2 separate regions of the Homo sapiens genome follow, and region 1 is linked to region 2. The links are chromatin loops, found by intact Hi-C in ENCODE. Cell type or tissue: GM12878. All regions are shown on one strand. Links, peaks and the distances in the headings refer to the core of each region. The heading gives the core; the rest is flanking DNA.

Region 1 (9,014 bases), core at 1,415-6,414, 53 kb after region 2:
TCTTAGAGTTTTTCTAGATGGATACATAGAAACAGCATTTCCCTGGAACAGAGGCTCATAAAAATGATGGTATAGGCCAGGTGCAGTGGCTTATGCCTGTAATCCCAACAGTTTGGGAGGTCAAGGTAGGTGGATCACTGAGGTCAGGAGTTCAAGACCATTCTGGGCAATACAGAGAGACCTGTCTCTACAAAAAAAGTTTATTTATTTATTTATTTATTTTTATTTTTATTTTTTTTTGAGACAGTCTCACTCTGTCGCCCAGGCTGGAGTGCAGTGGCGCAATCTCGGCCACTGCAAGCTCTGCCTCCTGGGTTCAAGCCATTCTCCTGCCTCAGCCTCTGGAGTAGCTGGGACTACAGGCGACCGCCACCACGCCCAGCTAATTTTTTTGTATTTTTAGTAGAGACAGGGGTTTCACCGTGTTAGCCAGGATGGTCTTGATCTCCTGACCTTGTGATCCACCTGCCTCGGCCTCCCAAAGTGCTGGGATTACAGGCGTGAGCCACCACGCACGGCCACTGGAGATGTAATTTACATACCATAATGTTCACCCATTTAAAGTGTATAATTCAATGATTTTTAGTATAGTTACAGAGCTGTGCAACAATTGCTACTATCTAATTCCAGATTATTTCCATTATACCAAAAAGAAATCCATAAGCAGTCACTCTCCATTCTTCCTCCCCCTAGGTCTAGGCCTACTTTTTGACTCTATGGATTTACCAGTTCTGGACATTTCATATAAATGGTATCATACTATATGGGGTTTTTTGTGATTGGATTATTTCACTTAGCATAATGTGTTTGAGCTTCATCTATGTTTTTAGCATGTATCAATACTTCATTACTATTTTTTTTTTTTTTTTTTTGAGACAGAGTCTTTCTCTGTCACCCAGGCTGGAGTGCAATGTCGCGATCTTGGCTCACCGCAACCTCCGCTTCCCGAGTTCAAGCGATTCTCCTGCCTCAGCCTCCTGAGTACTTGGGATTACAGGCGCCCGCCACCACGCCTGGCTAATTTGTGTGTGTGTGTGTGTGTGTGTGTGTTTTTAGTAGAGATGGGGTTTCACTGTGTTTGCCAGGATGGTCTCAATCTCCTGACCTCATGATCCGCCAGCCTTGGCCTCCCAAAGTGCTGAGATTACAGACGTGAGCCACCACGCTTGGCCAATGCAAGTCTTTTCTTTTTTTTTTTTTTTGAGACGGAGTCTCGCTCTGTCGCCCAGGCCGGACTGCGGACTGCGGACTGCAGTGGCGCAATCTCGGCTCACTGCAAGCTCCGCTTCCCGGGTTCACGCCATTCTCCTGCCTCAGCCTCCCGAGTAGCTGGGACTACAGGCGCCAGCCACCGCGCCCGGCTAATTTTTTTTGTATTTTTTTTTAGTAGAGACGGGGTTTCACCTTGTTAGCCAGGATGGTCTCGATCTCCTGACCTCAAGATCCACCCGCCTCGGCCTCCCAAAGTGCTGGAATTACAGGCGTGAGCCACCACGCTTGGCCAATGCAAGTCTTTTCAAAGAATTTATTACTCTTGACTTGTGCACAAGTCATGGCCTTTATTTTCTAGCTCTGCAAATTACTGTTGTTAACCCAGCACTTATATACCTGCTTATCACTTTTATTATCTGTTTTAATAATAGAGATCACAGAAAAGTGAAATGCAATGCAAAACAAATCCCAGCCCAGTTTGCAAACACCAAGCATGAGCAAGAGGCCAAGTGAGCTGCCAGCCTCTCATTCAACCTTATGTTCCTAGTGCAACAAGCAGCAGCAGTTCTGTATCACAGTGATGTTATAGAACCTGTAGCCAGTCTAGGCCCTGTGATTCATGTTCCCTACATATCTGATTGTATCTAGTTTGCAATGTGAAAATCCACTGTAGAAGAAATGTCTGTAAGTGTAAGTTGCTATGGAAACGTGGAGAAAGAAATACTTAATTCCTTCTTGGAGGTACCAGGGGGATTGAAGTTCAGGGAAGGTTGCCCATTTGATCTGAGTTTTGAGTAAGGAGAGAATGTGTTCGTAGGTATACAAGGGGGGACAGGCACATCCAGGTGAGGATACATCATGAAGAAACAGGAAACATTGCTGTGGAAGTTTAGAGAATGGAAATTTGTCTGTCATGGCTGAAACAAGGTTTTTTGAAAGCCAATTTTCAAATAAGTTTTAAAATAATGTAAATGTACATCTATTCTATTGTGTAGAACTAGTATATCTTATATCCTAAGAACAGGCATTGCTATTCCTCAATCACTTCTCAATGACTTATTTAGATAATTTTACTCACATTAATCTGCATTAATTTTCTTCCCATTAGCCATTTTTCTCTAAGAGTTACTATAATTTACAAAAGGTACTGGCAGTCTGTGATAAAAATATATATCCACGTACAGTCATTCACGTGGCTTGGGGGCTGAAAACTGAGCTCTAAGCAGGATATCTAGATGTTGGCATGTCCTTCAAGGAACTCCATGAACCTGGGCAAGTTGCTCAACTTGTTTTGACCTCAACATTTTTTATGGGTAAAACAAGATGATCTCTAAGATCCCTTCGACTATAATGGTCCTTTCAGATGGTGAATTGTGAACTAAGCAGCCTAATGTCCTATCTGGCTAGGAGATTTGCCTTACATGCCTGGAACAAGACAGAAATTAAAATATTTATGTCCTAAGAAAGGGTCTCTCAGGTAGAGACCCCTAGACAATGATGGGGCAAGGCAAATAACCTCACACTTAAGTACATGATAAACTGCTGCCCATGCTAATCTGTCATTAAAGTTTGGTTAAATTAGAATCAGAAATTTGTAGACATGAGCAGTGCTATTTTGTTGTTGTTGTTGTTTTGAGGCAGGGTCTTGCTCTGTCACCCAGGCTGGAGTGCAGTGGTGTGATCACAACTCACTGCAGCCTCAATCTCCTGGGCTCAAGTGATCCTCCCACCTCAGCCTCTCAACTAGGTTGGACTACAGGTGTGCACCACCATGCCCAGTTAATGTTTTTTTTAAAAAAAAATTTAGAGATAGGGTCTCAATATGTTGCCCAGGCTAGTTTTGAACTCTTGGCCTCAAGTGATACTCCTGTCTTGGCCTCCCAAAGTATTGGGATTACAGGTATAAGCCACCACAATTGGCCACTATGCTTTTTTAAAAATTGTAGTAAAAGGCCAGGCACGGTGGCTCACGCCTGTAATTCCAGCACTTTGGGACGCCAAGGTGGGCGGATCACTAGGTCAGGAGTTCAAGACCAGCCTGGCCAACATGGTGAAACCCTGTCTTTACTAAAAATATAAAAATTAGCTGGGTGTGGTGGTGTGCACCTGTAATCCCAGCTACTTGGGAGGCTGAGGCAGGAGAATCGCTTGAACCCAGGAGGCGGAGGCTGCAGTGAGCCAAGACTGTAACACTGCACCCTAGCCTGGGCGACAGAGTGAGACTCAGTCTCAAAAAAGAAAATATTGTAGTAAAATACACAGAACATGAAGTTTACCATTTTAACCATTTTTAGGTGTACAATTCAGTTGTATTATGTACATTCACAATATTGTGTAATCATCATCACTAACTATAAATGCTATGCTTTCGTGTTTTGTTTTTCCTCCCTTAGTTTCCTTAGATAATGTTATTTTAAATAAATCTTCTCCCTCAGCTGAATGAAAAGAAAAGAAACTTTTTCGCTTGGGCATGGTGGCTCACGCCTGTATTCCCAGCACTTTGGGAGGCCGAGGTGGGTGGATCACGAGGTCAGGAGATCGAGACCATCCTAACTAACACGGTGAAACCCCGTCTCTACTAAAAATACAAAAAATTAGCCAGGCGTGGTGGCGGGCACCTGTAGTCCCAGCTACTTGGGAGGCTGAAGCAGGAGAATGGCGTGAACCCGGGAGGCGGAGCTTGCAGTGAGCCGAGATAGCACCACTGCACTCCAGCCTGGGCGACAGAGTGAGACTCTGTCTCAAAAAAAAAAAAAAAAGAAAAGGAAAGAAAAAAAACTTTTTCATATCGCCATTACAGTTTTTCTTTTTCTTTCTTTCTTTCTTTTTTTTTTTAAGAGGCAGGGGTCTCACTATGTTGCCCAAGCTGGATTCAAACTCCTGGACCTATGCAATCCTCCATCCTGAGCCTCCAGAGTAGCTGGGACTATGGCATGTGCCAGTGCATCAGGCTACAGTGGTTCTTAACTTGGAGATCCTTTTCCCCCTCAGGGGACTTTTGGCAATGTCTGGATACTATTGACATCTAGTGGGTATAGGCTAGCAATGTTGCTAAACATCCTACAATGTACAAAACAGTTGCCCACTCGCCCCCCGCACAACAAAGAATTATCTAGCCCCAAATGTCATTAGTGTTGCTTTTGTGATTCCTTGCTCTTTCAGAATCAGTCTGGGGCTCTATGCCTCTCTCTCTCAGCAATGGAGAGGCATGGTGGTAATAAGATTGGAAAAGTTTTGAAACCCAAGGAAATACAGCAAGACCCAGGCAGATAAAGAGAAGAAACCAAATAAGGATGAACTGTGAACATTAATTCCTTTTCTCCTAGTGATCCCCTCATTGTGTTGCTCTCTAATTCTATGTTAGTGGTCATTTTATAACTGTTCCTGTAGTACAATACTTATCAACAGCATGACTACAATGGTGAAAGGACAGGACCAAGATGCAAGAGGCCCAAACAGTGAAAGGCAGTGTTTAATTACTTCTTCATTTGGAATGAGTTATTTCTAAGAAGCAGTCTTCTCTTGAAATTTGACTTCTATTGTACCTTGATCATTGGCATCTGACCCTCAGTTTCCTGGATATGCTAGTAATATGTCTGGTCCTGATTGTGGATTGTTTGCAATCTTTTTCCAAGAGGAATATTAGTTTGGTTAGTAGTCTCAGTGGAACTTCCTAGCAGAAAAAAATAAGCAGTAATTCCTCTTCTAACTTCACTCTTGGCCGGGTGTGGTGGCTCACACCTGTAATCCCAGGACTTTGGGAGGCCAAGGTAGGAGGATCGCTTGATGTCAGGAGACCAGCCTGGGCAACATGGCAAAATCCTGTCTCTACTAAAAATACAAAAATTAGCTGGGCATGGTGGTGTATGCCTGTGGTCCCAGCTACTTGGGAGGCAGAGGTAGAAGGATCGCTTGAGCCCAGGGTGGAGTTTTTTGTTTGTTATGGTAGTTTGTTTGTTTTTTAATTTTTATTTATTTATTTACTTTTATACACATGAGCCACCACGCCAGGCCAATTAGACCAGTTTTTAAATTTTAAGAGTTTGACTGCTCATTTTAAGACTATAAGTCATTTTGACACAGACCTATGTTAGAAATGAGCTGAATTGTCCTAAGACCTAAATATGGGGAAATGGCCAGGTTGTTAAGTTCCGTACTTAAATGTTTTATGAAGTCTCAAATGATTGCTGCTAAGAGAGGATCCTAACTTTTGATCCAATGAGAAATAATTTGCTCATGGAATGAGGAACAGAGATAACAGAGTGGGGAGGTTCCCAGGATGCGGCTTGCCTTTCCTCCCTCCCCGCCCAACAAAAGAACAGAGGTAGCTATACCAGCACTTCCCAAATTGTGCTCCATGGGACAATAATGCCTACAAAGTCAGCAAGTGTTAAGACAAAAATTGGGGGGGTGGTGGGGTTAAAACCAGGATGCAAACTAATTATTAGGTTCCCTAAGTGAAAATGTCAGTGCTCCAAGAAGCAGACATCAATTAGAATGCTTTTTCAACATAGTTTCCTTATTTTTCACTCAAGGTAACATTCAGTAATTACTGGATATTTCCTGCACTGGCTTATCAGCCATCTGCTCCTGGTAATCTTGCCCCTAGAATTTTGTCAAAGTTCCAACCAGAAACAGAGATTGACCCTGCCCGTCTCAGTAAGACCTGACCTGATTTCTGCTCCCTGCTCCCCAGGTTATCTGCCTTCTTCTCGTTTAATCAAGAAGATTGATAGGCTGGGCGTGGTGGCTCAAACCGGTAATCCCAGCATTTTGGGAGTCTGAGGCAGGCGAATTACTTGAGTTCACGAGTGAGACCAGACTGGGCAACATCTATTAAAAATACAAAAACTTAGCTGAGCGTGGTGGCAGGTGCCTGTAGTCTCACCTACTCGGGTGGCAGAGGTGGGAGGATCACTTGAACCGGGAGGCAGAGGTTGCAGTGAGCTGAGATCGTGCTGCTGCACTGCAGCCTGGGCAACACAGCCAGACCCTGTCTCCAGAAAAAAAAAAAAAGATTGATAGTGAAGACATCCAATTATAACTTTTTCTTTCTCATTTGGAGCGCTAAAAGGTAAGCATCTTCTCGTCTCCACTAGAAATATTATAAGGTGGTAAGCGTTTTTGTAATGTAGTATATTTGATATGCTCTTTCCTTTCCTCTGATATAATTTATATGCTTTATGTTGTGGAAAAAGAACAACTTAAGGTTGTTCTTAACCTAAACTTAATACGTTATTTTCGCAGTGACTGCTTAGCTCTGCAAGTGATGTTCAGGATGTTCACATATTCACAGGCATGTGGTCACAGACTCACCCTGCTATTCAACACCTACAGAGTTAATAGGTTTCCTTATACATGAATATTCATAGCAGCATTATTCGTAATAGCCAAAAGGTGGAAACAAATTAAATGTTTTCTAACTGAATATTTAACAAAATGTGGCATATCTATATACTGGAATATTATTTGGCAATAAAGAACAATGTGGTCTGGATTTCATATTATTAAAGTCAATGTTGGCCAGGTGCAGTGGCTCACGACTGTAATCCCAGCACTTTGGGAGGCCAAGGCAGGTGGATCACAAGGTCAGCAGTTCGAGACCAGCCTGGCCAACATAGTGAAACCCCGTATCTACTAAAAATACGAAAAAAAAAAAAATTAGCCGGGCATGGTGGCAGTCTCTTGTAATCCCAGCTACTTGGGAGGCTGAGGCAGGAGAGTCACTTGAACTTGGGAGGCAGAGATTGCAGTTAGCCGAGATCATGCCACTGCACTCCAGCCTGGGTGAGAGAGCAAGACTCCATCTCAAAATAAAATAAAGTCAATGTTAATAAGATTTTAAAAGTTATTTTTTTGGAATGTAAGCGCTTGGAAAACTTAAAGGCCAGAAATGATAACAGTAATGGGAAAGCTCCAGAGTGTGAAGTTAAAGGGCCATGAGAAGGGTTCAGGCTTGTTTTTGTTCATTTTGATCAACCAATCTGTTATTATTATTATTATCATTATTATTTGAGATGAAGTCTCGCTCTGTCTCCCAGACTGGAGTGCAGTGGTGCAATCTTGGCTGACTGCAACCTCCGCCTCCTGGATTCAAGCGATTCTGCTGCCTCAGCTTCCTGAGTAGCTGGGATTACAGGTGTGTGCAACCATGCCCAGCCAATTTTTATATTTTTAGTAGAGATGGGGTTTCATCATCTGGCAAGGCTGGTCTTGAACTCCTGACCTTGTGATCCACCCTCCTCGGCCTCCCAAAGTGCTGGGATTACAGGCATGACCCACTGTGTCTGGCCCCAATCTGTTATTTTTTTTATTATTATTTTTTGAGACGGAGTCTCGCTCTGTCGCCCAGGCTGGGGTGCAGTGGTGCGATCTCGGCTCACTGCAAGCTCTGCCTCCTGGGTTCACGCCACTCTCCTGCCTCAGCGTCCCAAGTAGCTGGGACCACAGGCGCTTGCTACCACGCCCGGCTAATATTTTGTATTTTTAGTAGAGATGGGATTTCACCGTGTTAGCCAGGATAGTCTCGATCTCCTGACCTCGTGATCCGCCCACCTCAGCCTCCCAAAGTGCTGGGATTATAGGCGTGAGCCACCGTGCCTGGCCCCCAATCTGTTATTTTTAAGCCACAATAACAAAAACGTCTTTATTGCTGCCATTACTGAAAAAAAGAACTTTATTATTTTTTCTTATATCTCAATTCTTCCCATTGAGACCATCAACTTTTAAATGCAATTTTTAAATAATGTGTGTTTTTTTTTTTTTTTTTTTTTGAGACAGAGTCTCACTCTGTCTTGCCCAGGCTGGAGTGCAGTAGTGTGATCTTGGCTCACTGCAAACTCTGCCACCCGAGTTCAAGTGATTCTCCTGCCTCAGCCTCCCTAGTAGCTGGGATTACAGGAACCTGCTACCGCACCTGGCTAATTTTTGTAGTTTTAGTAGAGACGGGGTTTCACCATCTTGGCCAGGCTGGTCTTGAACTCCTGACCTCGTGATCCGCCCACCTCAGCCTCCCAAAGTGCTGGGATTACAGGCATGAGCCACTGCGCCCAGCTGATAACGTGATGTTTTAAACCCAAGTTGTGCAAATAACACAACAGTGCCTTTATTTGCTGCTTATTGAATTCTACCTTGTAATACTTTATCTCTCAGATTGTAAGCTTATTGAAGACAGGAATCATACCATTCATCTTCATATTTCATTTCTCCCTTGGCTTCAGAAAAAGACTACCATGTCTAACACATAGGCACTGAATACCTTTTTTTTCTTCAGTGAAATTGAATGGGAATTTTAAAATTATGATCTTTTTTAAACCTTTTTTATTGTGAAATCAGCAAGGCAGAAAAGAGCACAATACAAAAATGTATAGCTCAACAAATTATCCACAAAGCAACATCCATGTAGCTATTACTCAGCTCAATAAAAACATTACCAGCAACCCTCTCTCAATCACTATCCCCTTTGTTCTCCCAAAGGTAACTATTATCTTGACTTTTGTAAACACATACTCTTAAATACTGTAGGTTAGTCTGGCCTGGTTTTTAAAACTTACTACAAATGGAATAACACTGAACAGGAAGAGAAAACCTTGAAATATTCAGAGCTGAAAATGATTAAGGTGAGTATTTTTTAGATGCCTGCCCCCCGCCACATTTTCTCTCCCTCTCTACCTGCCCCAGAAAAAGGAAGCCCTAATTCCTTAGTTCTCTAAACCTGCTCATCCAAGAGGCAGTTACCCTAGAGGAGCCGCCTGCTGGAGCATCCCGCCCAACACATTGCCGTGTGAAGAGCTCCCCTGCTG
Region 2 (9,014 bases), core at 1,406-6,405:
GTTGTTCTGTAGTTTAACCTGAAAAAAAATTAAGTTCTCATTTTACTAAAAAATATGTAGTTTTGTTCATTTTTTTGGTTCATATTCACTTTGAGCTTGATCATAAATGCAAACAAAAAACTCTGGTTATTTATTTATACTCTACCTCTTTCCAAAAAAAATCAGCAATAATTCTGATCTTGTAATGCTTACTTTAAATTTGCACAAGAAAATTCATTTCAATTGATAAACAATGTAACAACTTTAAAAGTTTTAAAGTTTGAACTGAACATCACATAATGATTTTTTTCTAAAACTCAGAGCTATGGTCACTGTCTTCTAGGAGCCAGTACATAAGAATACTAAGAACTTAAAAGTATACGAAAACATGACTCAAAGGCTTACCAGTCAACTTAAAAATTAAAATAAGACCTTGGATAAGCCAGGACCTCGTAGACAGGGAACTAACCACTCTGTCTCAGTTATTGCTTTAGACAAGTTTGTTCTAATTGTAAAATGTAACTAAAATATCACTAAAAATACATCTCTTGTCTACCCCAAAGTAACTTTACTTTGGAAGGCACAGGCAGATTCACATTAATCAGAAGTAGCACCATGGAAAAATGATTTGTTTTTTTATACTGAGTCTCACTCTGTCGCCCAGGCTGCGGTGCAGTGGTGCGATCTCAGCTCACTGCAACCTCCACCTCCCAGGTTCAAGATATTCTGCTGCCTCAGCCCCCAAGTAGCTGGGACTGCAGGTGCGCACCACCACACCCAGCTAATCTTTGTATTTTTAGTAGAGATGGGGTTTTACCATGTTGGCCAGGCTGGTCTCGAACTCCTGACTTCAAGTGGTCTGCCGGCCTCTGCCTCCCAAAGTGCTGGGATTACAGGCATGAGCCACCACGCCTGGCCTGAAGAATATATTTTTAAACTTTTTTTTTTCAGAGTCTTGCTTTGTCAACCAGGCTGGAGTACAGTGATGCAATCACGGTTCACTGCAGCCTTGACCTCCAGGGCCCAAGTCTATCCTCCTATCTCAGGCTCTCAAGTAGCTGAGACTACAGGTATGTATCATAATACCCAGTTAATTTTTAAAAATATATTTTTTTGCAGAGACGGGGTCTTGCTATGTTGCCCAGGCTGGTCTTGAACTCTTGGACTCAAGTGATTCTCCTGCTGGCCTCCCAAAGTGCTGGGACTACATGCATGAACCACCATGGCCAACCTAAACTTTTTATTTTAAAATTAATTACAGATTCACAGGAAATTGCAAAGATAGCAAAGAGAGGTCCCAGGTAACCTTCACACAATTCACATAATTTCCCACAATGGGTGCATCTTATGTAACTACAGTACAACATCAAAACCAGGAAACTGACATTGGTACAATATGAATGTATAGCTCTATGTCATTTTAAAATATGTGCAGATTTGTATAACTACCATCACAATCAAGATGCAGAATACTTTTATCATCACAAAGATCTCCCTCATGCTATCCCCCCACCCCCCCTTTTTTTTTTTTTTTTTGAGACATGTTCTCACTCTGCAGACCAGGCTGGAGTGCAGTGGCAAAACAGCTCCCTGCAGTCTCCATCTGCAGGGCTCAAGCGATCCTTCCACCTCAGCCTCCTGATAGCTGGGACTACAGGCATTTGCCACCATGCCAGGTTAATTTTTTTATTTTTAGTAGAGATGAGGTCTTGCTATGTTGTCCAGGCTGTTCTTGAACTCCCGGGCTTAAGCAATCCTCTTGCCTTGGTCTCCCAAAGTGCTGGGATTACAGGAGTGAGGCACAATGCCTGGCCCATGCAATCTGTTATAGTCACCCCCAACCCCCAGTCCCCCACCATCCCATGTCCAGCCACTCAATGGGAAAGTATAAAACAACTAAGAAAACATGAGAGTAGTCTCAAGAAATTAGACAAGGCACCATCTAAAGCAGTATAATTACTACAAGAATCCAGAGATCCGGGAAAACTTCATGGAATTGATTATATCTGTATTAGGCATTGAAAGTTAGGTAAAAATTTAAACAGATGGGAAAGGGGCATTTCAGATGGAGGAGATGGTATAAGAAAAGATACAGTGGCAAGAAAGCATGAGGTATACCTCAAGACTCCACCAACATACTGTCTGACTGGAGCACATGAAAAGAAGAGTTGGAAAGAAAGATGGAGTAAAAAGACCATGGAGTATCTTTCAGTCCCAGGTAGAGTGTATTCTTCAATCTGAGAGCCCACGACTTTCAAATTTAAAATAAAAGTTTGTCCATAAATAGATGAAAATATAAATGTTCTAGGTGAAGCAAGAGAAGGAGTCTAGGGGGTCCCTCTTTTTCACCCCCCCGAGTCCTGGGTGCTTTGAAGAATGAAGTTTAAAATATACAGCTAGGTCGGACACAGTGGTTTATGCCTAGAATCCCAGTAGTTTGGAAGGCCAAAGCAAGAGGATCACTTGAGGCCAGCAGTTCAAGACCAGCCTGGCCAACACAGTGAGACCTACAAAAACTAAAGAAAATAAAAAATGAAATTAGCCAGGCATGGTGGAACATGTCTGTAGTCCTAGCTACTTAGGTGACTGAGGTAGGAGGATCACTTGAGCCCAGGAGTTTGAGGCTGCAGTGAGCTAGGATTGCACCAGTGTACTCCAGCCTGGGAGACAGAGCAAGACCCTATCTCAAAAAATAAATAAATAATGAAATATAATGTTGATATTCAGTAAGAAAAAAGGAATAAAGTACTAGAACATGATAAAATATGGATGAGCTTGGAAAACATTACATATGCTAAATGAAAAAAGACAGTCACAAAAGTTCAAATATTATCTGATAGCATTGATATGAAATGTACAGAATAGGTAAAGCCATAAAGAAAGAAAGTAGATTAGTGGCTGCCAGGGGCTGGGGGCAGGAAGGAATGAGGAGTGACTTTTTGTTGAGCACAAGGTTTCTTTTGGGGGTGATGAAAACGTTCTGGAATTAGACCATGGTGATAGTTGCTCAACATTTTAGATATAGTAAAATGCACTAAATTGTACACTTGAACAGGATAAATTTTATGGTACATGAATTATACGTCAATTTTTAAAATGTAAAACAAACAAAAATGGCCAGGTGCAGTGGCTCACGCCTGTAATCCCAACACTTTGGGAGGCTGAGGCAGGCAGATCACCTGAGGCCAGGAGTTTGAGACTACTCTGGGCAACATGGCAAAATCCCCTCTCTACAAAAAATACAAAAACTTAGCCAGGCACAGTGGTGCATGCCTATAGGCCCGGATACTTGAGAGGCTGAGGTGGGAGGACTGATTGAGCCCTAAAGGTTGAGGTTGCAGTGAGCTGTGACTGCACCACGGCACTCCTACCCTAGGTGGCAGAGCGAGACCCTGTCTCAAAAACAAAAATGAAAACAAAACCAACCAAACAAACAAAAACCCCACTCACACATTACTATGGGGTATCATACAGGAAACTGGAAGGCCAGGCGTGGTGGCTCATGCCTATAATCCCAGCATTTTGGAGGCTGAGGCAGGAGGATCATTCAAACTCAGGAATTCAAGACCAGCCTGGAAACACAGTGAGATCTCATCTCTAATAAAAAATAAATAAATAAACAGATTAGTCGAGCATGGTGGCATATGCCTATAGTCCCAGCTACTTGGGAGGCTGAGGTGGGAAGATCACTTGAGCCCAGAAGTCAGGAGTGCAATGAGCCATAATCAAGCCACTGCACTTCAGTCTGGGCAACGGAGCAAGACCCCATCTCAAAAAAAGAAAAATGGAAACTGAGGATAACACAACAGACAAACACTATGTACTCAAGGAGCTTACTATTTAGGAGGGGAGTCAAGTAAATAGGCAATCATAATACCGTAAAATAAATGCTATCATTCGGTTCTACAGACATGATGGGCGAACTTAATAGAAGGATTTAATACAGCCTTCATGGAGTGAGAGAAGGCTTCTGGAGATGATGATGATGACTGATATGAGTCCTGCAGGAACCAGGTATAAGTAGGGAGAAGATAAGGAAGAAAGGCATTCAAGGCACGTGTCAAAACTTAGATATGAAAAACACTTAACATTCTAGGAATTATAAACAATTCCCAGTAGCTGCAACAGAGAATTAGGGAGAACTGGTAAGAAATATGGCTAGAAAGGTAAGTAAGGTTCACAATTATGAAGGGTCTTCCAAGAAACATGGATTCATCCTGTAAGCTATGGTCAATCTTTAAAGTTCTTTTAACAAGGTAGTAAAATTCAACTTCCAATTTTTTTTTTTTTTTTTTGAGACAGAGTGTCGGTCTGTTGCCCAGGCTGGAGTGCAGCGACCCAATCTCTGCTCGCTGCAACCTCCACGTCCCAGGTTCAAGTCGTTCTCCTGCCTTAGCCTCCCAAGTAGCTTGGACTACAGGCACATACCACCACACACAGCTAATTTTTGTATTTTTAGTAGAGACAGGGTTTCACCACATTGATCAGGCTGGTCTCAAACTCCTGACTTCAGGCGATCCACCCACCTCGGCCTCCCAAAGTGCTGGGATTATGGGCGTAAGCCACGCACACCCAGTCCCAATTTGCAATTTTAAAAAGTCAATCTGGCTGCAACATGAAGAGTAGACCAGAGTGGGCAAGATGAGAAGGAGGGAGACCAAGTACTACTGCCATATCATAGGTGAGAATGTTGGTCTAAGTCAGAGGTGGGCAAACTATGGCCTGTGAGCCTGTTTTTGTAGGGAAGGAAGCTAAGGATGACTGTTACATTTTTTTTTAAATAGCTGAAGGAAAAAATCAAAAGAAGATTTTATGATATATGAATTACATGAAAATGAAACTTCAGTGTCTACAAATAAAGTTTTATGGGAAAATAGCCACACTAATTTGTTTACATATTGTATGTGGCTGCTTTTGAGCTACAGTGGTTGTGGCAGAGACTATATGGCCTGCAAAGCCTAAAGTATTTACTATCTGGACTTTTACAGAAAAGGTCTTTTCAATTTCTGGTCTAAACTAATAGAATCAGAAAAGAGAGGTAAATACATGTGAGATATTAAAGGGGAAGAATAGTCTTGTGGAATTGATTATATACAGGCGTAAAAGGAGAAACATCAAGTATGATGCTTAGATTTCTAATCGGGGTGACTAGATGAGTAAGAATATAATTTTCTGTAATAGGGAAACACAGGAAGAGGAACAGACTTGGGGTCAGGGAGAGAATTGGGGAAATGATTTTTTGAGATTTTGACCTATTGATTTTGAGGCATCTGTGACATATCCAAGAAGAGATCTTCAGTAGGCAGTTGGACATATGGAGCTCGGGCGACGACCAGAGAGCCATTCACATTCAAATGGTAATCCAGGTCATAGGAATGAGATCACTGAGGGAAAGCTACAGGGGAAGCAAAAAAAACCTGACACCAACAACTACAGTATTTGATCAGTTTGCTCACTCAGAACTGCTCCGTAATAACTTCCAATTAGCCTGTATTTTACTTTGTTTCCCAATTCCTTCATTTGCAGAACCTAATCTCTTTTTGTACTTGTTGCCCTTCCAAGAACATCATCTTCCTTTGTATTCATTTTCAACACTTTGGTTTTTTATTTAAAAAAACACTTTTTTTGAGACAGGGTCTTGCCCTACTGCCCAGGCTAGAGTGCAGTGGCATGACCACAGCTCACTGCAACCTTGATTTCTCAGGCCCAAAAGATCCTCCCACCTCAGCCTCCCAAGTAGCTGGGACCACAGGCATGTGCTACCACGCCCAGATAATTTTTTTTGTCTTTTGTAGAGATGGGGGGGTCTCACTTTTTTAAATCAATTTTTATGATGCTATGCCAGGTTCTCTGTACTCCATTTTAAATCTGCTTCTGAAATTGGTAGAGGTATGCTCTTCTTAAATATTAGGCTGTGAGTGGCTTCAGCTTCCCTGAACTGTCTCTTTCATATTCTTATACATTGGAAAAAAATTCTAATGGAGGTGGGGAAATTCAATCTATAGTTGAATATATATATTCAGCCTGGGTCCCTCTGTCACCCAGGGTGGAGTGTAGTAGCACAATCTCAGTTCATTGTAACCTCTGCCTCCCAAGCCCATGTGATCCTCCCACCTTAGCCTCCCGAGTAGCTGGGACCACAGGCACAGATGACCACTCCTGGCTAAATTTTTGTATTTTTGGTACAGACAGGGTTTTGCCATGTTGCCCAGTCTGGTCTTTTAGCTCTTTTTTGTTTTTTTTTTTTTTGAGACAGAGTCTCACTCTGTTGCCCAGCCTGGAGTGCAGTGGCACAATCTCGGCTCACTGCAACCTCCACCTCCCGGGTTCATGCCATTCTCCTGCCTCAGCCTCCTGGGCAGCTGGGATTACAGGCGCCTGCCACCACGCCCAGCTAAGTTTTTGTATTTTTAGTAGAGACGGGGTTTCACCCTGTTGGCCAGGCTGGTCTGGAACTCCTGACCTCGTGATTTGGCTGCCTCGGCCTCCCAAAGTGCTGGGATTACAGGCGTGAGCCACCGCGCCGGGCCAGCTCTTTAACTCCTTTGGCTTTAACCCTTCCTCTGAGAGCCTTCATTTAATATCTCCACCACCATCCCCTCACCTTCAAAAGAAAGCTTAACTTCCCTTCTAACTATTCCTTCTCATAGTTCACTGTTTTTTCATTTTTTTTAGAGATGGAGTCTCACTGTGTTGCCCAGGCTGAACTCGAACTCAGTAGCTGTGACAACAGGCTCAGGCCACCACACCCAGCTCTCTCCTCACAGTTTTAATTTCCTTGTGGTCATTAGGAATATGCTTATCTTCTAAATGACTGCCAAAACGTCCCTGCTGTTGAGAAATTAATTGGAGTTCTTACTATTACATGACTAGAAAAAGAGATTATCTTCATTTTGCCACACATATTCTCTGTTGAACTGATCATGCTTCCAGAATATTTTCACTTTTTTTCTAAATATATTCCACACAGGTAACAGCACATAAACTTCCTGATACCCATAAACACTGAATAAATGTTTGCTCAATGATCCCCTAGACTTTTATGTCCCATACTCTTTGTACTACACACTCTCCTACCTTAAGTTATACTTTATCCATATTTGCACAATTTTAATTATTCTTCAAGGTTTCTTTTGAGCGCCTTCATTTATTTCCCCTTGTTATCGCCGTCATTGCCTTTAGGCTTTACCTTATCCCTCTCTTTTTGTAATACTTGTTTCTTTGGGATTTTGAGTCCATCTATAATAGGCCAATTATCCTTGCTCTGTTTGGCCTTTTCCCTGTGAATCTCTTAAAATGTGTTTACTGTCCTTCCTGAGACCTCTCTCCTGAGTTTTATGTTCTTTGTTTATGCTCTTTATTTGTTTTCCTCAGCAAGAATTCTTTTTTCCTGATACTTCCCTATAGTACTTCTTGTTCATCCCCAGCTACTTCATTTATTTTCCCTTAATCTTTCTTCCTGCAATATCAAAAACTTCATTTTTATTTTTCTACCAGCTCTCTTCTGAAGTTCTTTTCATGTTTCCCCATCCTACGTGGCTTCTCTAAATTAATTTTGGCAGCTCTTAACAGCTCAGTTGCTCTGCTTCTCTTTCCATTTGGGGGAACCTTGAAAATGGCTCAGCTGTGCCTGCTTTCCTTTCATTACGGTCTGTTCTTGGGCAATCAGCACAACTATGACCATTTATTCCAAAGGTTATATACAATTGGCTTACTACAGATGTCATTCTTGACTCCTTTTTCTCCACACCAGAAATATTTTTCTTGATTATATTTCATACTCAGATGATTTCTAGAGACAAGTCTATCTTCTGTAACATAACTGCCAAACCTGGCTGATGCTCAGAATCACCTGGGGAGCTTTAAAAAAGACATATTCTACTTCCAGTCTGATTCAGTAGTCTGGGAAAGGCCCAGGAATTTTAATTTTAAAAATCTTACGTGATTCTGATAAGCAGCCAGGTTTGGCAATTATTCATCTATAGCATGGTTAACACCTATACCAGCTGGATCAAAATGGAATAGCATTAATAATAACAAGCGGGTATTAAATGATTATTTTTGTGCCAGGTCCTAGGCTAAGTGCTTTACAAGCATTATCTCATTTAATTCTCACAACCTCCCTATGAAAGTGGGCATAGTTATTTTTCCCCATTTCACAAATGAGGAAACTGTGTCCTCAGTCATATACCTACAGGAGGTTTTGAATACTTTCTCAAATAGACCCCGTCCAGAGTCTGTGTCTGTGACTACTGTGTATATACTAGACCTGGTAGGTGATTAACATTTTTTATTCTCACTACTCATAGTTCACACAGAGTATGCAGTCAACATTCCAATCACATCTGCAACTTTTACTTATCTGTTAATGAATTACTGTCTTCTTAAACCAAGTTTTAGTATAATTTATATCCAGTTATCAGTTACATTTTTTTTTTTTTTTTGAGATGGAGTTTCACTCTTATTGCCCAGAGTGGAATGCAGTGGTGCGATCTTGGCTCACTGCAACCTCCGCCTCCCAGGTTCAAGCAATTCTCCCACCTCAGCCTACTGAGTTGGTGGGATTACAGGCATACACCACCATGCCCAGCTAATTTCTGTATTTTTAGTAGAGATGGGGTTTCACCATGTTGGCCAGGATGGTCTCGAACTCCTGACCTCAGGTGATCCACCTGCCTTGGCCTCCCAAAATGCTGGGATTACAGGTGTGAGCCACCGCACCCGGCCTACCCAGTTACATTTTCTTTTCTTTTCTTTTTTTTTTTTTGAGACGGAGTTTTGCTCTGTTGCCCAGGCTGCAGTGCAGTGGCGCGATCTCAGCTCACTGCAAGCTCCGCCTCCTGGGTTCATGCCATTCTCCTGCCTCAGCCTCCCAAGTAGCTGGGACTACAGGCGCCCGCCACAACACCCGGCTAATTTTTTGTATTTTTAGTAGAGACGGGGTTTCACTGTGTTAGCCAAGATGGTCTCAATCTCCTGACCTTGTGATCTGCCCACCTCGACCTCCCAAAGTGTTGGGATTACAGGCATGAGCC

Evidence for each region. A loop is a pair of places that touch in the nucleus more often than their neighbours do. Peaks named below come from ENCODE experiments on the same cell type or tissue, not always from the same donor. Only the 100,000 strongest peaks of a DNase experiment are listed, where the experiment ranks them.
Region 1: it touches region 2 in a loop (6-fold over the local background); 3 of 110 quality-filtered maps call a loop at or near these places.

What each region holds. Positions count from the first base shown.
Region 1 is chr15:44,261,165-44,270,178 of GRCh38, reverse strand. No RefSeq gene overlaps it. Among named protein-coding and RNA genes, the nearest start is that of GOLM2, 23 kb to the left of the region's middle. RefSeq lists a silencer at 8,058-8,263. In GM12878, for the core only: a CTCF peak has its summit at 4,229 (motif pointing left); no DNase peak of the experiment used is centred there.
Region 2 is chr15:44,313,969-44,322,982 of GRCh38, reverse strand. GOLM2 (golgi membrane protein 2) reads right to left here. Exons shown (of 10, transcript NM_138423.4): 2 at 1-18. Among named protein-coding and RNA genes, the nearest start is that of GOLM2, 30 kb to the right of the region's middle. RefSeq lists an enhancer at 3,457-3,686. In GM12878, for the core only: a CTCF peak has its summit at 3,364; a DNase peak (open chromatin) is centred at 3,382; H3K27ac peaks cover 733 bases.